4 separate regions of the Homo sapiens genome follow, and regions 2, 3 and 4 are each linked to region 1. A link is a contact called in ENCODE Hi-C data. All regions are on one chromosome and are shown on one strand. The core of a region is the stretch at or near the end of the contact, and the rest is flanking DNA. Distances in the headings are between cores, read along the strand shown. Region 1 overlaps LINC02732 (long intergenic non-protein coding RNA 2732). Region 2 has its middle 15 kb from the start of ZC3H12C. Region 3 overlaps LOC105369484 (a long non-coding RNA gene). Region 4 has its middle 93 kb from the start of ZC3H12C.

Evidence for each region. A loop is a pair of places that touch in the nucleus more often than their neighbours do. Pooled maps may share reads with other maps.
Region 2: a map of A673 shows a loop between it and region 1 (2.1-fold over the local background). The contact joins two enhancer-like sites. A Hi-C loop is called at or near these places in 1 of 168 maps with a recorded cell type or tissue (A673), 5 of 37 single-sample maps with no recorded cell type and 8 of 50 pooled maps.
Region 3: a map with no recorded cell type shows a loop between it and region 1 (7-fold over the local background). The contact joins two enhancer-like sites. A Hi-C loop is called at or near these places in 2 of 37 single-sample maps with no recorded cell type and 5 of 50 pooled maps.
Region 4: a loop to region 1 is called in a map with no recorded cell type, with 8 times the contacts of the local background. The contact joins two enhancer-like sites. A Hi-C loop is called at or near these places in 2 of 37 single-sample maps with no recorded cell type and 2 of 50 pooled maps.

What each region holds. Positions count from the first base shown.
Region 1 is chr11:110,372,258-110,374,957 of GRCh38, reverse strand. The region is part of intron 2 of LINC02732 (long intergenic non-protein coding RNA 2732); the gene reads right to left. The region is part of intron 1 of LOC107984385 (a long non-coding RNA gene); the gene reads left to right. Among named protein-coding and RNA genes, the nearest start is that of LINC02732, 18 kb to the right of the region's middle. Within about 2 kb of position 1,382, at least 3 of the 41 ENCODE cell types and tissues checked have a DNase peak (open chromatin) inside an H3K27ac peak, as active enhancers do.
Region 2 is chr11:110,076,710-110,079,409 of GRCh38, reverse strand. No RefSeq gene overlaps it. Among named protein-coding and RNA genes, the nearest start is that of ZC3H12C, 15 kb to the left of the region's middle. RefSeq lists enhancers at 1,165-1,214, 1,515-1,684. Within about 2 kb of position 1,374, at least 7 of the 41 ENCODE cell types and tissues checked have a DNase peak (open chromatin) inside an H3K27ac peak, as active enhancers do.
Region 3 is chr11:109,969,766-109,972,465 of GRCh38, reverse strand. It overlaps LOC105369484 (a long non-coding RNA gene), which reads right to left. Exons shown (of 3, transcript XR_948004.2): 2 at 61-140. Among named protein-coding and RNA genes, the nearest start is that of ZC3H12C, 120 kb to the left of the region's middle. Within about 2 kb of position 1,250, at least 4 of the 41 ENCODE cell types and tissues checked have a DNase peak (open chromatin) inside an H3K27ac peak, as active enhancers do.
Region 4 is chr11:109,998,858-110,001,557 of GRCh38, reverse strand. No RefSeq gene overlaps it. Among named protein-coding and RNA genes, the nearest start is that of ZC3H12C, 93 kb to the left of the region's middle. Within about 2 kb of position 1,442, at least 5 of the 41 ENCODE cell types and tissues checked have a DNase peak (open chromatin) inside an H3K27ac peak, as active enhancers do.

The sequences.
Region 1 (2,700 bases), core at 133-2,632:
AGGGCTTCTCACCATCTGGTTATTTTATTGATTTGTTTACATGTTTATTGTCTGTTTTTCCCACCAGAATGCAAGCTCCACAAGGCCAGGAATCTTTCCTGTCCAATTCACCACAGCAGCCTCAACCTGGCAGACAGTTCAGCATACAGTAAATATTCAAGAAATATTCATTTAACAAATTAGTTGATATTCTGGGTTGCTTGAAATGCTAAGCACTATACTAAGATTTTTATACACATTTTCTCATTTACCTCTCATCAGTCAAATATTTACTAGGGAAAAGCTGAAGCTTAATGAAGTTATATAATTTGCCAAAGGTCACAGAGCAAAGCCAAAATTTGAAACCCAGTCTTTCTGATTCTGAAATCCCTCTTCTCACCTTTGCAACTTTCATAAACAAATATTTTGTAAACCAAGCAACCATGCCTTATGCTAAGGTTTATACAAGAAAGCCAAAGAAAAAAGGAGGAAGGAGGAGATGCAAGAAAAGTGGCTGTGGCCCTAATTTTTGTTACGGCTATGGCATCTGTTCATGTGCAGACATTCTATAGAGTTCCAAATTAAATCTGCTTTCTGATTCTGGGTTCAAAGTTGGGTTTGGTTTGTTTGTTTGTTTGTTTTTGAGATGGAGTCTCGCTCTGTTGCCCAGGCTAGAGTGCAGTGGCGCCATCTCAGCTCACTGCAACCTCTCCCTCCTGGGTTCAAGCAATTCTGTTTTGTAATCCCAGCACTTTGGGAGGCCGAGGTGGGTGGATCATTTGAGGTCAGGAGTTCGAGACCAGCCTGGCCCACATGGTGAAACCCACCTCCACTAAAAATACAAAAATTAGCCAGGCGTGGTAACCTGCGCCTGTAGTCCCAGCTACTCAGGAGGCTGAAGCAGGAGAATCGCTTGAACCCAGCAGGTGGAGGTTGCAGTGAGCCAAGGTTGCACCACCGTACTCCAGCCTGGATGACAGAGTGACACTCTGTCTCAAACCAAAAAAAAAAAAAAAAAAAAAAAAAATTAAAGAAGGAAAAGATGCAAGATCTTTGTTTAAGAGCCACTACGTTTCCTCCTTATATCTTCTTCTTCTTTTCTTCTTGCTTTGTCAACTTCCTTTCAACACACTGCCTCCTTTCTCCTGAAGTATTTGTTTGGCATCTCCCAAAGTATAAAAGAGTCAAACTTAAAAAGGATACTAGCGGGTATGAAAGCAACAAAACAGAATATACAAAAATCTTGATCACCCATAAAGATCTAGGATATCAGAGAAATGTGTATACATGTGATCAGGAGATAGTGAGTTCAGGAGTAAAGGAGAACAAAACCAAATGATAATGACTCACATGTAAAAGAAAGGGAAGGTTGTGAAATTGTTTGCTACATTAGTACATGGGACAAAAATGTGATTGAAATTGTGTCATTCTTCTAATAACATGAATGTCACAAGTAAAACTAAAACTAGCAAGAGAATGTGAATAAAAGGCCCAGCTTGAAATCTCAAGCTTTCAGAAATAATGTTTTTCTATTTGCATCTCTTAGTACTGCTACAGAAAATGACTCATACATAGAAGGTCCAGAAAGGAACTAAATTACAGTGCTTTAAAACAAAACAATTACCCTGTCGTACTCTCAGTTGTCTTTAAATGAGCAAAAAGAAAGCTGAGATAGAAACCTCCTTATTCACAGCCTACACAGAAGCTCGTATGAAGGCAAATGGCTATTTTTGCCTCGGGGTGTGCCAGAATCAGGGTGAAAACTTGAACCATTTGCATTCTTTCAGGTTCAGTTTGAGGAGTAGCCAGACCTGTCATCCCTGGGAGGTCGGATCAGGGACCTAGCGTGCTTTGTCCTCTTACCACCCACTGCATGAATTGCAGTGACAGGCTTGAAGGCCACCAAGTGTGTCACTCCTTGTAAGACTGGGAAGGGCTGGAAAGAGTGTAAGGGTATCATTCCTTACCACATAGTCTCCCCACTCTTATTTGTCTATAGGAGTAAAGCTAAGTGCCTATGATACTCCTGCTTGGTGCCTGGAGCTGAGGTGTTCTCCTAAGGTAAAGGGTGATCCTGGAGAAGGGGCTTTCCATTCTCCATGCACAGATGGACCTGTCCATCACTCACACCCTCCAGAATCCACAGTGAGCAAAGGCAATTTCTCCAAAATTATATCTATTTTATTTTACTTTCTTTTTTTTTTTTTTTGCATTTTTGCATGTTACAGGAAAATAAATGTGTTTTAATTTTTTTATCTTAAGACCTAATCACTTTTATTTCATATCCAGGGAGAAAAGACAAAATATTTTAAAATTGGCAACCGGGCATGGTGGCTCATGTCTGTACTCCCAGCACTTTGGGAGGCCGAGATGGGCGGATCACTTGAGGTCAGGAATTCAAGACCAGCCTGGCCAACATGGCAAAACCCCATCTCTACTGAAAATACAAAAAAGAAAAAAAAATTAGCCACCTTGGATGTGGGCATCTGTAATCTCCGCTACTCAGGAGGCTAAGGCAGGAGAATCACTTGAACCCGGGAAGTGGATGTTGCAGTGAGCTGAGATTGTGCCACCGTACCCCAGCCTGGGTGACAGAGCAAGATTCCATCTCAAAAAAATAAAATAAAATAATAAAATTAAAAATTGGCATTTGGGATAACAAGGAAGCTCCATTCTGAAATAGATTCCAATTAGATCAAAGATTGAAATGCTAAAAGGAAA
Region 2 (2,700 bases), core at 125-2,624, 300 kb after region 1:
TTGGAGGCTGTGGAGCCTGGCACTATGACCAACATTATGCAACAGAAGTATTCCAGGAAGATATCAATGCCTCTGCCAATAGGCACTGACACCACAGCTTGTCTTACCTCCAGCCTGATGCTGGCACTGGAGGTGGCCACTAGAATTGTTATGCTTGCTGCTTCTGCAAAATGAATATAGCTTCTGTCCCTGCTATTACCCTTGCCAGAATGGACTCCTTGAGGTTCCTCCTTCTTTGGTCATGAGCTCTGGGTTCAAAATGTGAGGGGAATGCATCCAATCAGATGACTCAAAGCCACATGCCATCATCCTAGCTGCAAGAGAGGCCAGGCAAGCTAGTACTTAGAATGTTCAGCTTCTAGAGTGGGAGGTGGGCTCTGCCTCATGAGGTTTCTCATGCATAGTGAAGGGGCTTAGATGCTGGGGAGCCAAAAACATTAAAAATATATACAAGGTTTGTCTTCTGTTAATAAGCGCTTGATTTAGTTAATACAAGATACTTTGACACACAGCCTCTAATATTTCAGACATTTCCTTTATGGCTCTCAATTTTTGTTGGTAATTCCTGCAAGGTCCCCAAGAAAGTGATTCACAAGAGCCTTTTACCTGAATAATTTTTCTCAGGAATATTATGTAAATAGTATTTTTACTTCAAAATCTTAACATTTACCAGCATTAAAAATCAAGATATGTTTTTGTTGCACAAATATAATTGTTAATATATTGAATAATTAGCTATAAAAATAATGAATCAATTGGACACTTTTATATTTAAGATATGCCAAAATTACATAGCATTAAGACATGTATTGTCATGATAATATATTAAACAAGGAAGGAGTATCACAATAAATATTTTATTTATTCTTATATATTTTTTAGATTTCTGTCTGGACCTCTGACAATATACAGATGTAGTAAAGAAGATTCAATCTCTTTTTGTTGCTGGTGGACTATTTTTGTAGTCCAATATCTAAGACTAATAAGAAACTCTCTTATCAAAGCTACCTAATAGTCATTTCACAATTGATTAGCAATGCTAGTCGTGATGCAGATACATGCCACATGTAAAAATTTCTAATATCTATGGCCACTGTTTATTCTCTTCCAACTCCTAGTGTAATTAATTTAGAAGTTAGGAAATTTATAAGCCAGATGGGAATTAGACTATGCTCAAAAGCCCAGGAGACTTTTGTCTGTATGTTTTTGGTTGTTCCATAGTGAGACCATATTTTCCCCAGTGATGTTAATGAAGGGATGAGTGGCCTTTCGTTGGTGCTTACTCAGTCTTTGTCTTTCCTGTGAGTCATTATTGTTTTCTAGCTAGATACTGTGGCCAGCCCCGCTTTCAATATGTCATTTTCATTCATTTGGAAACTAAAGAGCTGTGCTTTGCACCACGTCCTTGATGTCAGCAAAGCCAGCTCTGTCGGACTAAAATGCAGAGACATGTTTGCAGCTAGTGCAAAGAGTTGCAGGCTGCCTATCTCAGGGAAACAGCTGCGTGGAGCATGTGAAAAGCGCTATTTAGAAGGGTTTGAGGGCTTGTATGCCTAGAGCAACTAGCACCTCAAGCCTGGCCTTGGTAAGAAAGCTGGCCTTCATCTTTGTGACTGGGAGTTACAGAATGTACCATGTAGGGGAGATATGAACTCCCTGTAAAATAGTGACATGACATATATCCCTAAGTGTCCCATGGGATGGTCATCTTATAAGGGATAAATGAGTTAATACATGTAAAACAGAAAGATTCTTGGTTATTAAAATGATCTAAGCTTTTCACATATGTTATCTCATGCAATCTTTATAACCACTCTATTCAGATAAGGAAACTAGGTCTAGAGATGTGACGTAAATTTCCCAAGGTCACACAGCTAGTCAGTGGCTGAGTTAAAATTCAAACTGAGTTCTTCCAGACAATCAGAGCCCTTAACCTTTACCAATGAACTCAAATTCAACACCTGGAATTATATTCTGTTAGTGATACCAGGGGCAAAGTACTGTAGTTGACATGGAAAGAAAAAAAAGTATGAATTAAAGAGAACTGTCCTGAGCATGCCCTAGTGTGATGCTCAGATAAAGGAAGGAGCCCCTGCTATACAGTTTGGAAGTTCCAGAAAGGAGACAGCTGAGCTATGTCCAGAAGCCATTTGAAAGTCTGATGAGGGATTCTGTTGACTTTTGCATTCTTCAGTGTATTTATACCCTTCCCCAAATTACTTCACTATATAAATAAACCTACAGGTGTGGGAAAATTGAGTGTGTGATAATTAAGATTGGAGACAAAGAATTAAAAAAGTCAAGATATGAAAACCCTTCAGTTTGTGATAATGATCATGGCACCTCAGTAGATGTCTAATAAATTGATGAAAACTTAGAGATTATCTCAGAATGTTTTGTATGTAAAGCACGGATTACATCAAACAGAATTAAAGCCTTTTAGATCATAATAAAAATAATTTATGGATGAATAATTTTAACGGGTGATTTGAAAAAACCTGGATCCTTCTAAGAAGAGACATGTGGTTGCATAAGACAGGAAGATTTACTGCAGTCAATTCTCAGAGGCCTCAGAGCTCTAGTTAGCATGGCCCCAGGCATTTTATGGTTTTTACAATCTATTTGCTTTTAACTATATCAGCTTCTAAGGGCTGGATATCCTTCCGGGAGTAATGCTGTAAGGAAGTTAGCGTTGTCCAA
Region 3 (2,700 bases), core at 1-2,500, 400 kb after region 1:
TATTAATTGCGTAGAGCTCTGTGCTAAGGTTTTGCATATTGTAAAACTAAAGGGGCTTACAGTCATGTTGGAGAGATGGGGTGTGTGCATCGTCCAGTGCAGCATGTCTCAAGCACCCTCTATGCGATGGTCCCAGGAGTCTGGGGAAGGAGAGTAGCACGAAGCAGAACTATCAACTGCTGAGCCAAAAAGGCATGCACTGTGACACTTGAATTGCAGCTGCTTTAGAACCGTACCTAAAAATAGCTCCAGCTCAATCTGCAGAAATTCTGACCTTAATGGATATGCTCGAGTTCAAGAAAGATGATTTATTCTTAGATCTTTATAACCAACTGCGAAGGAAGTCTCAATCTCAGCAACATCAGTGATTACTCCTAATAATATCTATCTCCCAGACACATGCTTTGAAGATGAAATGAGACGATACAGGCAAAACAACACTGATTGCAATTCAGATATTTACTGGTATGGCTCATTATTCTTATATATTCAAGAGGTACAGTGGGTGCTTTTACATTTTAATAAGGAATACTAGATACCGAGTGAGGCCCTCCCCTCACATCCACCAAATTGATCACTGCAGTGTTTGCATCAAAATAGCAGTATCAGTATCAAAATAATCAGATTTTGAATGCCTCAGAATACCCAAAGCATCCACTTCTAAATTGCTATTTAAGATGAATGCTCTACCTTTTATATTGCATTTTTGAAACTGAGTCAATCAGAAAAGTACTTTGATGTTGTAAATACCTACACATCAGCTCATCTGCTTTTAAATTAATCAAAATATTTAGGCATCTTCACAGAAATTTCTCATATTCATAAAACAAGGCAATAGTTATTTACTTCCTGGCATGGTAATATGTTTTGGGCAATCTCTGTTTGACTTGCATAAAAGGAATAAAAGCTAGTTTCATGAAACTCCATTGTCAGAATAATGAATGTTTTAAAAATACACTATTCAAAGCCTGCTCAACTCTCTTCCTCAGGCTATGGAGAATGTTTCTCCAGTGAGTCTTAGAAGGAAGGAAACCCTTCCTTCACCCCACTTCCTGTGCCTCCTTTAGAGCTGGGCTTGTAGCCAGAGTGAACAGAGAATGGCAAAACTGTTAAAAGGTTAACCGTCAACATGGCGTTCTCAGCATCTCTCAAAGGCACTTAGGAAACTAGTTGCAAGGAGATGAGTAGCAGCCAGAGAGCACCCCAGAGAGTACACTTGTGCTTATTATTCCACATGATTACATATTCAAATTGGTTTTAATTCCTGGGCAGCCATGGGGATGTTGGGGGAGGTGGGAAATAGCTTGCTGGAAAGGGGCAAGAACGGCGGAAGGAGCAGGTCTGGCATTAAAAATGTGCTGCAGATACTTCTCTAAGGCAAATGAGCCTCACGATTACGAATTTAGGCAACAAGGAAAGAGCTGTGGATCTAAAAAACGAGGTTGAATTTCCACGTGACATATGATAATCCCTTTCAATACATTAAGAATTCTACTTTGCATCAGCGTTACAGACTTCTTTTTCTTGAATCCTTCATAAAGGGCTTTAAAAAATTCTACTGTGGCCAGGTAAGTTAACCCATACCCATGCTGCCTTATAGATTCAAAAACCCCAGGGATTATAAGTAAATGTCTGTGACATTTTAGTCAGCTGGAGTTGGTGTTAGGAAACTTTTGAGGGTTCGTGGCTACAGATATAACCTTTGGCTGTCTTCACCAACTGTGGTTTTGAGAGGATTCACAGTGGTTACGTTTGAAGGTGTGGGCAGAGGTAGGGGAATTTGAAAAACATATGCAATTGTTTATTAGCTTTGTATGTTTGTAACCTTTCAATGGCACTTTCAAATAAAAAATACTCAGCATTTGAAAAGCCATGTTTTATTGCTAGAAATAGAATAAATGGAATATAAACATAGATAGCAGTGAGTATAATCTATTTAACACACATTATAGGATTTAAAAATCCTAATCAAGTTTGCCATTTCATCCAGGAATCTGTAATAGAACCTAATTGAGATGTGTTGAGACTTGGGAGGATTAATCACAGGAGGATGGAACTGAATTAGGAGGAGGTGAGACTCGGAGAATGAAATGCAGCAGGGATTTCGAGGAGAGGGATTGGACTCAACACAGCATTATCTAGAAGGTTAACAACAGACTATGGCTGATAGACCATGTAATAGCAGGAGAACCCAACATAAGGGTGTGGGCAATGAGAGTTTTGACCAAGAAGAATTTCAGAGCAAGTGATATTCAAAGGTCTAAGTAGCTCTGTCCAATAGAAATATGTAGTTTAAAATTTTCTAGTAGCTATATTTTAAAAAGTAAAAAGAAACATATACAATAAATTCTAATAATATATTTCATTAAACTCACTATATCCAAAATATTATAACTTGTGGCACAGTGCCCAGTGGCCACAGGTGGCTATCATATTGAAAAGCACAGAAATCAATCAGTTCTTTGGCACCAGGTAAGTCTATCAGGTCAGAGGAAGACCAACATCATGACTGGATGGAAATGGGCATATTAAATGGACGTGTTAACTGGTAATTTGCAGAAGAGAAAGTATAAATGGTTAGACAGTTTATAAAATAATTTCCACCTCACTTGTAATAAAAGCTATAAAAATTAAAATATCAGCAAGATATTATTTCTCAACTGTCAAAATAGCCAAGGTTAAAAAAATGGAGTTGTTTGA
Region 4 (2,700 bases), core at 193-2,692, 370 kb after region 1:
CTTTGCTTTAATCTTCCCAGTTTATAAGATGTTGGCAACATCACTTACTCTCAGCACTGAAACTTTGTTCCAGTATTTTACTTTTATAATTTTGTCTGTTTCCGGGAGAAGGATTTGAAACAGACCTGTCACTTCCCTTGGAATTCAAGAGATTACAGAGAATTCTGCATAAATTGCAAATTTTGCATTTCATTTCCTTCTTAAGAATCAAAACACCCAAGTCACTTGATAAAACTTCTTTACCGATTTTTCTTCAGGTCACTCTCAGCATGTGGCTCAGCTCGTTCATTTTTCAGTTGATTCATATTAGCTTCCTTTGGATTTGTCCCCTGAATTTGAAGATGCTTCTTTTGTGAGGCCTATTGCCCAAAATGCTCTGACCACAACCACTCTGGAGGAGTGGGGTTCGTGCCTGAGGGAAAGAAAGGAGAGTAATTGCAGGGAGTAGAAGTGCTTGCATCCACCCTTATCCCTGGGCCACTGTCGGGTAGTGGCTGATAGACTGTAGAGACATCAATTATTTGGATTGGCCTCACTCCACGCTCTCAGTGATCCAGGCCACATCTCTTACTCTCTTACAGACACAATTTATTTTTGTAGATAATCTCTGGCAAAATGTTACTTTTTTGGCTTTGCTGTGCCCTTGAGAGTGCTATTGGGTATCTTTCTCCATCCATCAGGTAATTAATACCCAAAAAGGCAAACAAATCTTAAATATAGTTGGGAAGATAAATCTACTGCAAACAATAATGTTAGAATATAAAAGTGAATATACAGGATTTTTAGATTATCTTCCCTGTTGCCCATTATTGTTACCATAGATGATGAGTTGACTCTAACAGTGTGGACTGTATATCTGTAATTCCTCACCCTATTCCTTAAGTAAATCCCTTATTGAAATGATTTTATATACATTTCCGCTGCTTTCCACCTAACACCTTAGCTGTCTTTTCGAGTGTTATCTTTAAACCATTCCTACTAAATGAGATTTAGACTTTGAACATTATATATTTATATCATCTTTTTAAAGCTTTTTTATAGAAAAAGTATGCATTCTGATTTACTTTGTAAGGACTTCGAGTGATGTCCTTATTTAGAACATTTCCGTTTCTTTCTGACATTTACTAAGCTGTTAGAGAAAACTGATGAGCATAACTTGCTGTCTTCAAGTTACATCAGTTTTTTAGGGAGTTGAATGAGAATACATTAAACTTATTTTTAGAATGTTCCTTTTTATAAATGTATCATGTACGTCATACAGGCTTAGCAACCCCACTAATGTGGGAAGTGAGCATGTCAGATATTACTCCCTTTGCACGGTCAGGCTTAACCGAACTTAGAGAGGGCGATAGGGAACCACTGAAGAAAACTCCAAGTAATACAAGTAGTGGTATTTATAAACCTCTGAGTCAATAATGATTCAGCACTGAAGTACCCTGCTAAGGAGACTGTTTGGTTAAAGTGACATTGGTGTGAAATTAAAGCTGAGAACATTTGCAGTTCTTGTTTGACATTGTGGATATTTGGCACTGTGAGTAGGTAAAACATTTGGTATAAGGCCATTTTACTCTAGAATCATTTGTGTAACTCTTCACAAACTTGAAAAACAAACTTGCCTTCATAGATTCTTCCTCCCAGTTTTTAAAATATTAAAAACGGAAAAAAGACATCCTGCTTAAGTTCATTTAAAATTAAAATTAGATATCTAATTAGATTAAAAAACAGGATTAGCATTTTACAGGATTGGCATTTACTTTATGCCAGACTCATTACAATTACATGCTGTTGGTCTTACAATACCCATTTTACACATTATGAAGCTAAGGATTAGAGAGGTTAAAAGCCTTCTGAAAGTAACATAGCCACTGAATAATTTTCAGTCAAGATTCAAACTCAGGTCTTTGCTGTCAGACAGACCCAAATTCTCTACCCCAAGCTGCCTCCTGTGGCAAAAAGAAGGGAATTGCCATATTTAACTAGGCCACGTCAAATGAGCCAAACTTCCAAATTCAACTTGCGTTTCAAGTAAACTCCCTAAAATTTTAATTGCTAAATGATGGAGGTAACATTAGAAATGGTTTTAAAATTTTGGAGGATAAAAGCTTGATGTAAATGAAGGTGAAACATGTCTATCTTTGGCTTGATATTGGTAAAATTATAACCTCCAATTTTCATTCTTTTTTTCTTTAGAATTTTTGAAGACAGATTCAGGTCAAATTTGTCAGATTGGTGATGATTGCCAAATGTATATTTGAGAATCTTTCTTTCAGAATGACACTGGAATATGATGAGCTTCCTTAGTAGAATATGTGGGGGACCAAGTATTCAGGATTATTCCCTCAGTTGGCAATGTGAGGACAGACTGTACCAAGGATTTTGGAAGGCTTAGAAATACTCAGGCTCAGCAACAGTTTGCAAAGCAGTGTGTTCTTCCAACTGCCCCGGGGCGGGACTCTGCATAATGCAGCCCCCATCCCTCCAGAGAAAATCTGGCTCCTTGAATAACTGGACCATTTGTATTGCTGGCCAAGGTGAATTTGCGGAGAGAGAGAGAGAGGACTGCAGAAATATTGCATTGTGTCTTTTCAGCATGGAGAGTCCTGAGAGCTGCAGAAAGCAAATGTCAGAGAACAAAGCCACACATGTCTGGGTTCACAGAGTGATACATCATTTATCAATCTATATATTAATTTATTTGGG